Regions from separate parts of the Homo sapiens genome. Here region 2 is linked to region 1. Evidence: read pairs that join two places in POLR2A ChIA-PET (ENCODE). Cell type or tissue: HCT116. All regions are shown on one strand. Each heading gives the region's core, and the rest is flanking DNA. Links, peaks and the distances in the headings are about the cores only. Region 1 holds the start of LOC105375211 (a long non-coding RNA gene). Region 2 overlaps HIBADH (3-hydroxyisobutyrate dehydrogenase).

Region 1 (7,157 bases), core at 1,723-5,722:
TTAAATATGCTTCCAACCCAAGAAGACCTCTAGTTCTTAAGCATTAGGGCTTCAAATAATTTGCTTTTAACAAATCTCATTCCATTCAGATTCAGTTCAGGGAAGAGCAGATTAAGTTCAGTTGAGGGGACCTGAAACTTAAAAGAGGGACTGTGATTAGTTGTTGCACTACAAATTTTAAAGCTGGAGTTCTTGAAAGAAAAAAGAAAAAGAATGCTGGGAAATGGAAGAGCAAGGAGAGTTACTTCTCTCTTTTCCCTCACTAGACTGTGAGCTTTTAAAGGACAGGGACCATACGTTGCTTGTGTCTGTCTCTGAGCTCTGTCATAGTACTTCATGCAGTGAATATTTATTGAGTGGAGTTCTAAATCTAGAAAGTGAAAAATTGCATCTAACGCTATTTCCATAGTACTGTAAAGCCTCCCCACTCTGTAACGCATTACTTTGATTCATATGCCCACGGAGTAATTTCAAAAAGTCTTATATGAAAAATAAAAGAATAAATAAAACCTGTGTAGTTTTTAAGGCTTTTTTTTTTTTTTTTTTAATGGCAGCCTGGTCAACATGGTGAAACTCTGTCTCTATTAAAAGGACAAAAATTAGCCAGGCATGGTGGTGCGTGTCTGTGATCCCAGCTACACCGGAGGCTAAGGCATGAGAATTGCTTGAACCCAATAGGCAGAGGCTTCAGTGAGCCGAGATTGCATTACTGCCCTCCAATCTGGGTGACAGAGTGAGACTCCGTCTCAAAAAATAAATAAATAAATAAATAAATAAATAAATAAATAAATAAATAAAAATATAATAAGGAAGTCTCTCTTTTCTGAAAGTTCAGAGTTGTTAGACCAAGGTCCTGATACTGTTACACTTGCCATTTAAAGCCTATGGAGGTATCTCCCCTTTCTACCCCAGGACCACCTTTATAAACTGGTGATTCCATTCTCCTGGGTTTAACATCTTTTTGAGTTTTTTTTTTTTTGTATCATTGGAGGGGATGGTTTCTGTAACTGTGGGAGTGGGAAGGTAAAAAGTTTTTCCATTCTTGAAGCTGGTCCAAGACTTACGTCTTTTTGAATACTTTCTGTCTTTTATACACATTATTAAGGGAGATAATATGGAATACTTCACATTATAAGTAAATTACATATTAGGTGTTTTATAAATGATAACATTATTTAGTTTATTGTTAAAAATGGTAAAAGAATGTTATACAGGTACAAAACAGGAAAAATGCTTAAAATTTTGTGAATGTGCCCCAGAAAACTAAATAATTAGAAGTTAGTCTGCCTGCACATTGTTGATAACTTTAAATGTGGTTAGGTCCATTAGTTTAAAATTTGCCTTTTAAAAGTTAGTGGGTTTTTTTTTTAATAAATATTATTATTTATTTTTGAGATGGGATCTCACTGTGTTGCCTAGGCTGTTCTAAAACTCCTGGGCTCGAGCAGTCCTCCTACCTCAGCCTCCCAAGTAGCTGGGATTATAGGTGTGCACCACTGCACCTGGTTCCTGAAAGTTTCTTTTATTAAAAAAAAAAAATCTAACAATTGACTTGCTAATATTAAATGAATGTTTACAATAAAAAATGTTATTTGCCCCTATTGAAAATAATGTATTGAAATCAGTGTGTTCTAGGTCAGTGGCTTCAAAGACTCCAGTTGGATTCATTGGACTGGGCAACATGGGGAATCCAATGGCAAAAAATCTCATGAAACATGGCTATCCACTTATTATTTATGATGTGTTCCCTGATGCCTGCAAAGAGTTTCAAGATGCAGGTGAACAGGTAAGACCTTTTCTTTAGATTTGTTTTAGATTTTGAGAATGAAAAATGAATATACATTCAAATAAGTGACAGCTTCTTAGAAGTATACCCAATGGAGTTGTAAACCTAATTCAGTGTTAATTTTATATATATGTAATCATTCATCCAACATCCAGATTTGCAGTAAAGGAGAGTTCTCGTTAGACATTCAGGGGTATCTATTCTTTGGCAGGTGACTTGGAACATTTTGCACATTTGGTCAGAGGGCCTTGTTTTAGCTCTGTATCAGTTTTCTGAGATAGTAACTTTACTGATTGTGCTGTTAAAGTAGTTAGTTTGGTGGAAATAACCTCCTGTGTTATTAAAAGCACATATGTCTTTAAAACAAGAGTAGGCTTAGAGATATAAAGCTTAGTTTGAGTTGAAGCTCAGATACATGCTTTCTTACTGGGGGCAAGTTACATCACTTCTGCTGATTTCCTCATTCTTAAAATGTGAACGATGACAACCTATGCCATTAGGTTGTGAAGCTCAAATGAGAGAATGTATGTGAACATACTTTGAAAACATCATATGGCAGCACTTTGTGAATAATTATTAGTTATTGGCCATAAACCAGGAGACAGCCTAAAAACACTATGTCCTATAATGAAGAGTTGAGTTATAGTGGATCTCTAGTGTTTTTAGGCTATCATTCATGTTTAAAGAATTTTGGTACCAGAGTTTATCATGTTGGATGATAACATCTGCTGGTTAAGTCTTGAGTTGTTTGGATTTGTTAAACTTTATCAATAACTCAAATTACAGGAGACCATGTATCAGTATCCGAATATAGTTTGTTTTTTCTAGATATGAGGGAAATTCTTCTTGGTCAAGTTGTAGAGTGGTAACTGAGGATAGTGTGTGATCCCAGAACAGAGAATACTAAAAAATTCCTGAGAAAAAGGTGAGAAAAAAATTACACAGCCAGCTTCTAGATAATAGACTTGAAAGTAAATACTGAAAAATGCTATACCTAGTTACAGAACAGCTTTAGGTAACTTAGAAGCCATTTTCAGAACTATATATCTGAATCTTTTTCCTTTCCATGGTTTTTGTGCCATATGGAAATTGCAGCAGTATAGTGTGAGGATGGAAGTATGACTTTGGAACTTTTCAGGGTAGTGTTGTGGCTGCTTCTGCCTGTTCAGTCTCTGAATACGGATATTACACTCCCAGTATAGCAGGCTTACAGGCTTAATTAATGTAGGGACTTAGTAGCCTTGTTGGAGAGATTTGATCAGTCGTATAGTAGAGAATCTGGGAAAGGCGGCCTTTTACCATCTTCAGAGATGGTGAGCATTTCAAGTTGATATTCAGTCTGAGATGAACCAATTAGTAGTTATTTTGAGGAGACAGTTATTACTTTTTGGGATAACACATCTATTTGGTATTGCCATTTTACAGTGGTTTATCTGTTAGTAAGAGTAACAAGGGTACTTGATCTCTAAACAGAGGAAATATCTTCAATTAAAAACAGAATTTAACCAAAGAGTGGGGTAGGAATTGAATGGGGACTATTACCCTAGACTGGCAAAGCAGAAGCTTGTGACCTTTTACGTTGTTACAGACACAGGTACTCTTCCCTCTATGCCTGTAGTACTTCCAGCTTGTATGTGGAACGACTGTAATGATCATCACTGCTTTGTGACTCTCTCCTGCTTTTTCCCAGAATTCTAGAGCTTTCTGATGCTCTGCCTGAATTACCTCATACTCTGAAGTTACCAGGCTTACCTCTGTTTCCCAACAAGTTTCTTATTTCTTTAGTGTTGCTAATTTTAGGTAGGTATGAAGGAAGGCTGCCTTAAGAATAAGGCTTATCCCTGCATGAAGGAGATATTTATGTTTTGAAAGGGAGAGAAAAGAATCTAATACAGTATTTAGTGAGCACCTACTATGTGTCAGGTCTTTTGCTAAATATTTTGTATGTATTATCTCATTTTATCTTTGCAACAGAAGTGCTATCAAGAAGCCAATGCTTGGAGAAGCTAAATAATATCCCTAATGTTATATAGTGGTTCTTATTATCTGCAGTTTCACTTTCTACGATTTCAGTTACCTATGGTCAAATGTGGTCTGAAAATGTTAAGTACAAAATTCAAGAAATAAACAATTTATAAGTTTTAAATTGCATGCCGTTCTGAGTAGCATGATGAAATCTTGTGCTGTCCAGCTCTGTCCCAACCTGGATGTGAATCATCCCTTTGTCCAGCGTCTCCATGCTGCAGACACTCCCTGGCCCATTAGTCACTTACTAGCCGCCTCAGTGATCGGGTGTTGTGATATCGCGTGCTTATTTTCAGGTAACCCTTATTTTATTTCATAATGGTCCAAAGCGCAAGAGTAGTGTTGCTCGCATATTGTTATAATTGTTCTATTTTATTGTTGTTGTTAATTTCTTACTGTGACTAATTTATAAATTAAACTTTATCATAGGAGTGTATATATAAAGAAAAACTGGCTGGGCGCAGTGTCTTGTGCCTATAATCCCAGCATTTTGGGAGGCCAAGGCAGGCGGATCACCTGAGGCCAGGAGTTCAAGACCAGCCTGGCCAATGTGGCGAAACCCCGGCTCTACTAAAAATACAAAAATTAGCCAGGCGCGGTGGCGTGTGTCTGTGGTTTCAGCTACTTGGGAGGCTGAGACATGAGAATCGCTTGAGTCCAGGAGGCGGAGGTTGCAATAAGCCGAGATTGCACCACTGCAGTCCAGCCTGGATGACAGAGGGAGACTCTGTCTCAAAAAAAAAAAAAAAAAAAAAAAATGCTGGGCGTGGTTGTGTGTGCCTGTAGTCCCAGCTACTTGGGAGGCTGAGGTGGGAGGATTACTTGAGCCTAGGAGGTTGAGGCTGCAGTGAGCTGTGTGCTCCAGCCTGGGTGATGGAGTGAGACCTTGCCTTAAAAAGAAAAAAAAACAAACCAGAAAACATAGTCTATATGTTTATATAACATAGTCTGTATAGGATTTGGTACTGTCTGTGGTTTCAGGCATCCACTGGGAGTCTTGGAATGTATACCTCTCAGAGGAGGGGTTACCACTGTGTAGTGAATGAATAGCAAGAGCCAATGTCTAAACAAAGGTCTTTGACTTCGGAGTTTTGGTTCTTTTTGAAATTAATGTGAAAGACATTTTTGAGTGTGTGTATGTGACATCTGTGTTGATGATTCTGAAATGTAGCTACCTGTTAACCTATTTATAAACTAGATTGCTGGAAAATAAGGTGCCTAGATCAGTCAAGCCACTGATCATTGGTCTCCCTTGCCTTCTCTTGTGTGGTTCTGTACCCACGGAGTTACAATTTAATAATATTTATCTATTGTATGGGTTGTTTAGTGGGTTGAATAGTGGCCCACCTCCCCAACCCCCAAAGATGTCCTATAAAATTGTTAGGAGAAAACACAGAGGTAAATCTTTATGACTTTGGATTTGGCGAAGGATTCTTAGATATGACACCAAGAGCATGAGCAACAAAATGATAAATAGGTAAATTGGACTTTATCAAAATTAAAAACTTGTGCTCCAGAGAACACCATCAATAAAGTGAAAAACAATTCACAGAATGGGATAAAATATTTGCAAATCATATATCTGATAAGGAATTTGTATCTAGAATATATGAAGAAGTCTTACAACGCCAGCATAAGACAAGTAACTCAATTAAATGGGCAAAGGATTTTAATAGACATTTCTCCCAGGAAGATATATGAATGACCCAGTAAACATGTGAAAAGATGCTCAACATCATTAGGCATCGTAGAAACATAGTCAGAACAGCCGGGTGAGGTGGCTTATGCCTGTAATCCCAACAGTTTGGGAGGCCGAGGCAGGTGGATCACTTGAGGTCAGGAGTTCAAGACCAGCCTGGCCAACATGGTGAAACCCTGTCTTTACTAAAAATGCAAAAAAAATTAGCCAAGTGTGGTGGTGTGCACCTGTAATACCAGCTACTCAGGAGGCTGAGGTGGGAGAATTGCTTGAACCCAGGAGGTGGAGGTTGCAGTGAGCCGAGATTGCCACCACTGCACTCCAGCCTGGGCGACAGAGTAAGACTCTGTCTCAAAAAAAAAAAAAAAAAAAAAAAAAAATCAAAACCATGAGACACACCCACTAGAATCTAGATTAAAAAGTTAGATAACAATGTGTTTGTGAGGTTGTAGAAAAGTTGGAGCCCTCATACACTGCTAGTGGAAATGTAAAATGGTACAGCCACTTTGGGAAAGAGTTTGGGAGTTCCTCAAATAATTAAAAGTTTAGAATTATGCCATGACCCAGCAATTTCACACCTAGCTATATACCCAAGAGAAATAAAAAATTTGTATCCACACGGAAACATGTATTTAGCAACATTATTCATCATCACGAAAAAGTGGAAACAACGCAAAAATCTATCAGCGGATAGAATGTCCAAACAAAATGTGTTATATCCATACAATGATGATTATTCAGTAATAAAAAGAAATGAAGTACTAATATTTGCTGCAACATTGATAAACCTTGAAAGCATGCTGCGTGAAGGAAGCCAGTCACAAAAAACCACATACTATAGACTTTTCCTGAAAGTCCAGAATAAGGAAGTCTATATAGAGACACAAAGTAGATCAGTGGTTGCTTAGCGCTGGGGAAGAGGGAAAGTTGGGCATAGAGGAATGATAGCTAATGCGTATAAGATTTCTGATTTTTTTTTTTTTTTTAAATGGAGTCTCACTCTGTCACCAGGCTGGAGTGCAGTGGTGCGATCTTGGCCTACTGCAACCTCCACCTCCTGGGTTCGAGTGATTCTTCTGCCTCAGCCTCCCGAGTAGCTGTGACTACAGGCACGCGCCACCACGCCCAGCTAATTTTTTTTTTTTTTTTGAGATGGAGTCTTGCTCTGTCGCTCAGGCTGGAGTGCAGTGGCGCAATCTTGGCTCACTGCAACCTCCGCCTCCCAGGTTCAAGCAATTCTCCTGTCTCAGACTCCTGAGTAGCTGGGATTACAGGCACATGTCACCACGCCTGTCTAATTTTTGTATTTTTAGTAGAGATGGGGTTTCACCATACTGGCTAGACTGGTCTCGAACTCCTGACCTCAGGTGATCCACCCGCCTTGGCCTCCCAAAGTGCTGAGATTATAGGTGTGAGCCACCGTGCCCGGCCAATTTTTTGTATTTTTAGTAGAGACGGGGTTTCACCATGTTGGCCAGGATGGTCTCGATCTCTTGACCTCGTGATCTGCCCACCTCGGCCTCCCAAAGTGCTGGGATTACAGGCGTGAGCCACCATGCCTGGCCAGGTTTCTTCTTGAAAAGATTCTAAAATTGATTGTCATCATGGTTGCATATATCTGTGAATATGTTAACAGGGCCTTTGGTA
Region 2 (7,157 bases), core at 1,463-5,462, 56 kb after region 1:
GATTAATTTATGGAAAATTGATATATTTACACAACTAAATCTTTCTATTTAAGAATAAGATATACTCATTGATTTCTTTTTGTGTGTCTCTTACTAGGACTTTAAAGTTTTCTTTAGGCTGGGTGCAGTGGCTCACGCCTGTAATCCCAGCACTTTGGGAGGCCAAGGCGGGTGGATCACCTGAGGTCAGAAGTTCGAGACCAGCCTGACCAATGTGGTGAAACCTCGTCTCTACTAAAAATACAAAATTAGCCAGGCGTGGTGGCTCATGTCTGTAATCCCAGCTATTCGGGAGGCTGAGGCAGGAGAATCAGTTGAACCCAGGAGGAGGAGGTTGCAGTGAGCTGAGATTGTGCCACTGCACTCCAGCCGGGGCAACGAGCGAAACTCTGTTTCAGAAAAAAAACAAAAAAACAAAAACATCTTTATGTAACAACCTAAACATTTCTTCAACAGCTTATTCCAAAGTCTTTTTATCTTTGTTGTTGCTGGTATTATTTTATTTATTTATTTATTTATTTATTTATTTATTTTTTGAGACGGAGTCTCGCTCTGTCGCCCAGGCTGGAGTGCAGTGGCGCAATCTCGGCTCACTGCAAGCTCCGCCTCCCGGGTTCATACCATTCTCCTGTCTCTGTTGCTGGTATTGTAAACTGACTTCTCTTTTATTAAAAAAAAATTTCCATCGATGTTTATACATATGAGAGGTATTGATTTCTATATATTAATTTGAACTCTACTTCCTTTTTGAATTCTCTTATTCTACTAGTTTTTCAGTTGGTTCTCTTTGATTTTCTAGGTCTAAAAATGATCATTTTGTGCCTTTTTTTCCTAAATCATATTGCCTCTTTTTGTAAGTTTTATCTCTCTTTCTTAACTGGTTATTAAACATTTGGTTAATACTTCCAGAATAATATTGAATAATAGTAGTGATAACAAGTGTCCTTGTCATGTTCCTGACATTAATGAAAATGCTTTTATTGAGTTAATCTTAAACACAGTGGTAGCTTTGGTTTGAAGGAGGTTTTTGAAAAATTATGTTGAAGAAATATCTTTTTTTTTAAATGTATGTTTGCATTATTCATTTCCTCAACCAATATTATGTTTCTAGTATGAGTCAGTTACTGCATTGGCCCTGGAAAGTGAGCAATCAGAATAGGCACAATCCCTGCCCTTGGAACTTACAGTCTGGGGGAACTGATACAGGTTGATTATTGCTTAGCCAAAATGCTTGGGACCTGAAGCGTTTTGGATTTTGGAGTGTTTGCAGAATACATACCCGGATGAGCATCCCTAGTTTGAAAATCCAAAATGCTTTAAAATCTAAATCTTTTTGAGGGCTGACATGATGCTCAGAGGAAGTGCTCATTGGAGCATTTCGGATTTCAGATTTTTGGACTGGGGATCCTTTCAACCTGTATTAATCATATAATCATAAAAACTGTACCATATTTTGCCCTGTGCTACAGCAGGGTTACATTGAACCATAGGAGTATTTACCTAAGGTGGATTTTCTTGGAGGTCAGGAAAGTCTTGTTGGAAAAAGTACCATTGATTGTGACCTTAAAGGAGAGTATGAGTTAACTAGGCACAGAGGAAGAGCATGCTGAGCACCTGGTGGCACATTTTAAACAGGGAAGTATGGTGTTGGATGAGGCTGAAGAGAGAGGTTGGGCTGGACTATCAAGACCTTTTTCACCATGTTACTAATTTTGTTCATATGCTAAAAACCATTGAAAGTTTTAAGTAAGGAGACAGCATAATCAGATTAGGATTTCTAAAAGATTATGGTAGCTATAGTGTGGAAAACATTTTAGAGACAGGGTGTGAGTAAAAGCTGGGAGACAAGTGAGAGGCATTTGTAGTAGTCCAGGCACACACGGATGGTAGCTTGAGCTAGAGATATAGATATAGAGAAAAGTTGTCGCATGTTTTTTTTTGTTTGTTTTCCTAAAAGTACCTTAAATTTAGGCTTTACAAGAAGTCAGCCTATAACATTCACCAAGAATAACTCATAGGATGAATGGGGCCAGGCGAAGGTGTGGCTTTTGGGATAAAAAATAACCAAGTTGGTCTGAGTACTTTTTGTTTTATTGTTTTTATTCTCATCCTGCTATTTCTTCTCATCTTTCCTATTTTGGTTTCTGACCTAAAAATTCAGTCTCTTTTCTTCAGATAGTCTCTTCGTTATCTTAAACATTCTTTCATCCAGCAAACATTTGAGTACCTCTTGTATCATGCATTCTGCTGAGTGCTGAGGAAAAAGATAAATGGACCCTCAGGGACCTCAAGATCATCATAATGTATTAGGTGAGACAGATGCATATTCATAAAAAACACATTGCACTAAATGTAACACACAAAATGAAGCTGTTGATACATTTGAGGCATCATTTGGAAGCCTTTCTGGAATAGGTGAGGTTCAAATTATGTTTTAAAAGATTAATAGAGATTTTCCAAGTGAGGAAGGGGAAGGCTGTTTTCAGGCAAAGGGAATATAGCATTTACAAAGATACAGAAATGTGAAATAACACAATGTTTTTGCTTAAATATGGAAGTTTGATATTTCTGGATTTTGGCATTTCTGGTTGTAAATGGAGAGGAAAGTGGGAAGAGATGAGATTAGCTCGATTGACAAGACACTCACATGAAGGTTCTTCTAGAATCACTGTATTCAGAAAAGCATTTACATTGATTGGGGGATATAAAAGGCTAGCATGAGAAATTAACATAGCAATGTATTTAGATTTTAGAAGCCCACAACTCCATTTAAAAGATGCTGTTTTTACCTAGGTTAACAAGTAAATTGTTAAACTAAGTTTCAAGGGGACAGATTTAGTTGTACTTTTAGAAAATACTGTCTTTATAAATGCCTTACATTGTGTGTATATGTAAATGCTTGCAGATAAAATAATGAAAGTTAAACAAAATAATGAAAGTTCCCACGCTCTTCACTGAAGGCAGTCAGAACTTGTGGTGGGTTAGGTGATAATTTTTTTTTTTTTTTTGAGACGGAGTCTCGCTCTGTCGCCCAGGCTGGAGTGCAGTGGTGTGATTTCGGCTCACTGCAACCTCCGCCTCCCGGGTTCACACCATTCTTCTACCTCAGCCTCCCGAGTAGCTGGGACTACAGGCACCTGCCACAACGCCCGGCTAATTTTTTGTATTTTTAGTAGAGTCAGGGTTTCACTGTGTTAGCCAGGATGGTCTCGATCTCCTGACCTCGTGATCCGCCTGCCTTGGCCTCCCAAAGTGCTGGGATTACAGGCGTGAGCCACCACGCCCGGCCACAGGTGATAATCTTAAGTGAGCTGAGAGGGCTCAGGTCCTCACCAACTTAAAATTTACTTCTAAGGAGAGACTTGGAGAGTCTCTGAGATTCGTAGAGTATTTTTTAAATGATGTTTTGATCGTACCCATTTACCTAATTGAATTTATATGGTGCCTCAATTTAGAAAAACTGAAAGCTAAACTTCAAATTAAAAATGTAAGACTTAGATGAGACCATTTGATACCAAAATATGATGGTATCAGTTAAGTTCCTTATAAAAAGAAAAATCAACTTTTCTCTTGCAGTGTTAATATTTTTCCTGAGATCCTGTCTCCTGCCTTTAACCATTTCTCTGTTATTTGAGGGAGATATTCAAGGATTGAAGCGAACAGAGTCCCTCACTGAAAGGCTGGAAATATAATTTCACTTAACCGTACCTGGTAGTATCTTCTTAAATGGTATAAGAAAGTGCTTTTCTAATTCAAATGATTCAAATAATATTTGCTAATATTATGACCAAACTTTGAAGAAAGTGATAGTTGTATTTTATAGGATTAAGTGAGATCCTTATCTGGGACTATGACGGGATTAACAGATACCTTCAGAATGCTTTACAGCTGAGGTGTATGTAGATAGATGTAGAGCTCTAAAGGGATTAGGTGGGTGGTGGTTAAGCAATAGCAGATGTCCCTTTTAAAATCTTCAAACTAGAGGTCTGTTAAGTACAGTGCTTATTTTTTGCTGACTTGGTTCCATGAGAAACCTTGATGTTTTTTAGTGCTTCTGAAAGTATCAAGAAGAAACTATTCAGATGGTTTGGAAATTTGGGGCCTACTCTTTTTGCTTTGTAAAATGGACAGTTTTGGATAAGCAGGAAATTCTGACTGATGGGCAGCAGAACAATTAATTGCAGTATAGAAGTGCATTAGGTATAGTGAAAAGAGCACTTACATGAGAAATCTGAACTCAGATCTGAGTTCTTTTATTTCCTCTATCTGTTGTGTGACTTTGGGCAAATTAACTTTTCTGAGTCTCAACTTTTCTGGGTGTAAATAAAAGTGATGGGACTGTTGGTGCTGAGTCTAAATGCATTGCTTATTTTGAGACTTAAATGAAATGATGTACCATTGAATCTCTTGGAGTGGGCATATTCCTTTCTCTAATGCCATTTTTAGGGCCTGACTTTTTGTGAAAATCAAATGAGATTTTGGTGTTTTCTTTTTTTCTCACCAAAATCCTAACCTCAGGGCTGACTTTATCAGAATGTTCTAATGTAATCATTGTGGAAAGATACACATTAGTACTTACTTGAGAATGTTGTAACCCAAATCAGAACTCTTACTCTGGTTCACAAAACAGGACTTCTAGAACTTTGAGAAGAGGCAGTTTGGTGTGATGGGACGATCACGGGATTTGGATTCAGGACTCCAATGTAGGTCACTTACTAGTTGTATGACTTGGGTATGTTCACATATACCCAAAAGTCAACCACAGAGTCTTTGCCACAGAAAAGGTTGCTCAGAGAACATAACTCTCTTCATTTTATATACAGAGAAGTATTTCCCCAAATTGCCTTTTTACTGATTGTCTTACAATCAAGTACTTGATTTCAGTTTTCCTTTTAGTTTCTACCATACATTTGAAGACAGTGGAGTTAGAATCACTTTCTCTGATGCATAGTGGGCATATATCCTAGTTATTTAATATCTCTGTGCCTTTCTACATCTGTAAAATAGGCATTATTATGTAACACATACCTCAAGGGTTGATTTCTTAAGGGTCTAGAAAAGTGTCTGATCCACAGTATGTACTGAATAGTGTTAATTACTCCTATTGTTATTAAAATCACTATTGGAATTATTAAGGGGAAAATGTGAATTTCTCATTTAGTCAATAAGAATTTGAGAGCTAGCAGCATAGTTTAAGGATAAATTCTAGTTACTCGTTTTCTACTTATGTATAAAGATTTGAAGGAAAAGGTTTTATTCACTATAAAAATTAAAACAAAAAAATTAAGGTTTTCCTAATTCAAATATAAGCATTTTAGTGATTTTTAAAAATGTAATAGAAGCATACTTACCCTTTTTTGTTAATCTGAATTTTTAAGTGGAAATATAACATGCTGATAAAACCATTTTATAACATAAAAATACACATTTTCAATATACCTATATTACCTAATAATGCCATTCCCACATTTTAAAATTCATTCCTGTGGGATAGCTATTTGTCCCTGCAAATGCAGATAGTTCCTAATTTTCATACATATTATTCACATACTTGAGTGAAATAGTTTGCTTTCAGTTTTAACTAGTATAATTTAAAAAAACTGTGGTCGGGTCTCTCAAAACATAAGAGATACTGATTTTAAAAAGTGGTTACAAATGAGGCATTTGAAAAGCAATTCCTAAACAATTGGATTTTAGGGGTTTAAGGCCAAGCATATAGGCACTCTACTTTTTCATTTCTGATCAAGAACAGAGTTAAAAAGTAAAAATAATTAGAGAATATAACACTTTGTGCTTTTAGAGTATTGATTGCTCAGATGGAATTGAGGAAATTTTAGTAATTTCTAGAAGCAAAATTATAGAGTTAGTAAAATCATCTTAGCAGAGAATAAGATGGTTTCATGATATATTTTAAAATACTCTATACTGGGCCAGGTGTGGTGGCTCATCCCTGTAATCCTAGCACTTTGGGAGGCTGAGGCAGGAGGATCACTTGAGGCCAGGAGTTAGAGAACAGCATGGGCAACACAGCAAGACCTTGCCTCTACAAGCAATTTTTAAAATCTTAGCTGGGTGTGGTGGCATACACCTGTAGTCCAGCTACTCGGGAGGCTGAGGCAGGAGGATCACTTGAGCCCAGGAGTTAGAGGCTACAGTGAGCTATGATCATGCCACTGCATTCCATCCTGGGTGACAGAGTGAGACCGTATCTCTTAAACAAAAGAAAATAAAAAATAAAAACTGTTTACCAAAACTTCTTGCCTTGTATTTATCCTGGACCTCCTTTCCTTACACATTTTCCAAGTTCACTTAGCAAATGAAGCAAACCAAAAAAACCAACAACCCTCCATTGTCCATAAGCTTTAAACCTGAAACATGGTTACATTTGACTTGTGCCTGGCCAGCAGCCTTTTCATTTTTTTAGTTTTGTAATCAACAGTTAACTGTTATTTTCAGAGTAAAGATCCTAAAGATTTGTGCATTAGAAACATTTCTTGGGGACTGATGTCCAGATATCACTGTGTAATCCCTATTTTAGCTAAATTTCTGTTGGTATTTGTATCATTGCATGATTCATAAACAGACATTACTTATTCCCTTTCTCTTCTAAACTGCTATACTCTACTCATGTTGTGGAAACTGCTATTTTGAAAGTGTAACTACTGATGGACTCTTTTTCTCTTACCTCCTCAGTTGATTAAAATGTCTCATTTTATGATGAGGTTGCTTGGGTGAGAATCTTGGAATTACAGCTGTACCTTGGAATTTTTTCTCAGTTGTCTTGAATGGATTAGAAATGGTTAAATGGCTTCAAATACTCATCTCAACCTTCAAATCACTGATGGGTTAAAATGAGTTATTGAAAAAGAACGAAACCTCCTAATTGTAGCGGTAAGGCGAGAGGGTATAGGCAGTGGGGAGAGGAAGTGCATGTGTTTGGGAGTGGCATGACTAGGGCTAGAGGGTGCAGGGGAGGGGAGAATGTAGACAAGGCAGTGAGCTATCTCACATGAACTTTACCTAATGAAATTTCTTGTCACTTCTTTTCTTTTTATTTAAAAGTAGGTATTAGTAAAAGCTACTACAGCATTTTCTCCTAATAATTCATTTTTTTTTGTCCAATATAACTTGTTATACCAGATTTTCCTTTCGGTCAT

The links. Peaks named below come from ENCODE experiments on the same cell type or tissue, not always from the same donor. Only the 100,000 strongest peaks of a DNase experiment are listed, where the experiment ranks them.
Region 2: POLR2A ChIA-PET joins it to region 1 with 5 read pairs; 8 of 35 experiments call an interaction of 5 or more read pairs at or near these places.

Annotation. Positions count from the first base shown.
Region 1 is chr7:27,644,102-27,651,258 of GRCh38, reverse strand. HIBADH (3-hydroxyisobutyrate dehydrogenase) reads left to right here. Exons shown (of 8, transcript NM_152740.4): 2 at 1,626-1,786. LOC105375211 (a long non-coding RNA gene) reads right to left here and starts at 3,413. Exons shown (of 3, transcript XR_007060268.1): 1 at 3,329-3,413. In HCT116, for the core only: no CTCF peak of the experiment used is centred there; a DNase peak (open chromatin) is centred at 4,018.
Region 2 is chr7:27,587,402-27,594,558 of GRCh38, reverse strand. All of the region lies in intron 4 of HIBADH (3-hydroxyisobutyrate dehydrogenase), which reads left to right. Among named protein-coding and RNA genes, the nearest start is that of TSL, 25 kb to the left of the region's middle. In HCT116, for the core only: no CTCF peak of the experiment used is centred there; no DNase peak of the experiment used is centred there.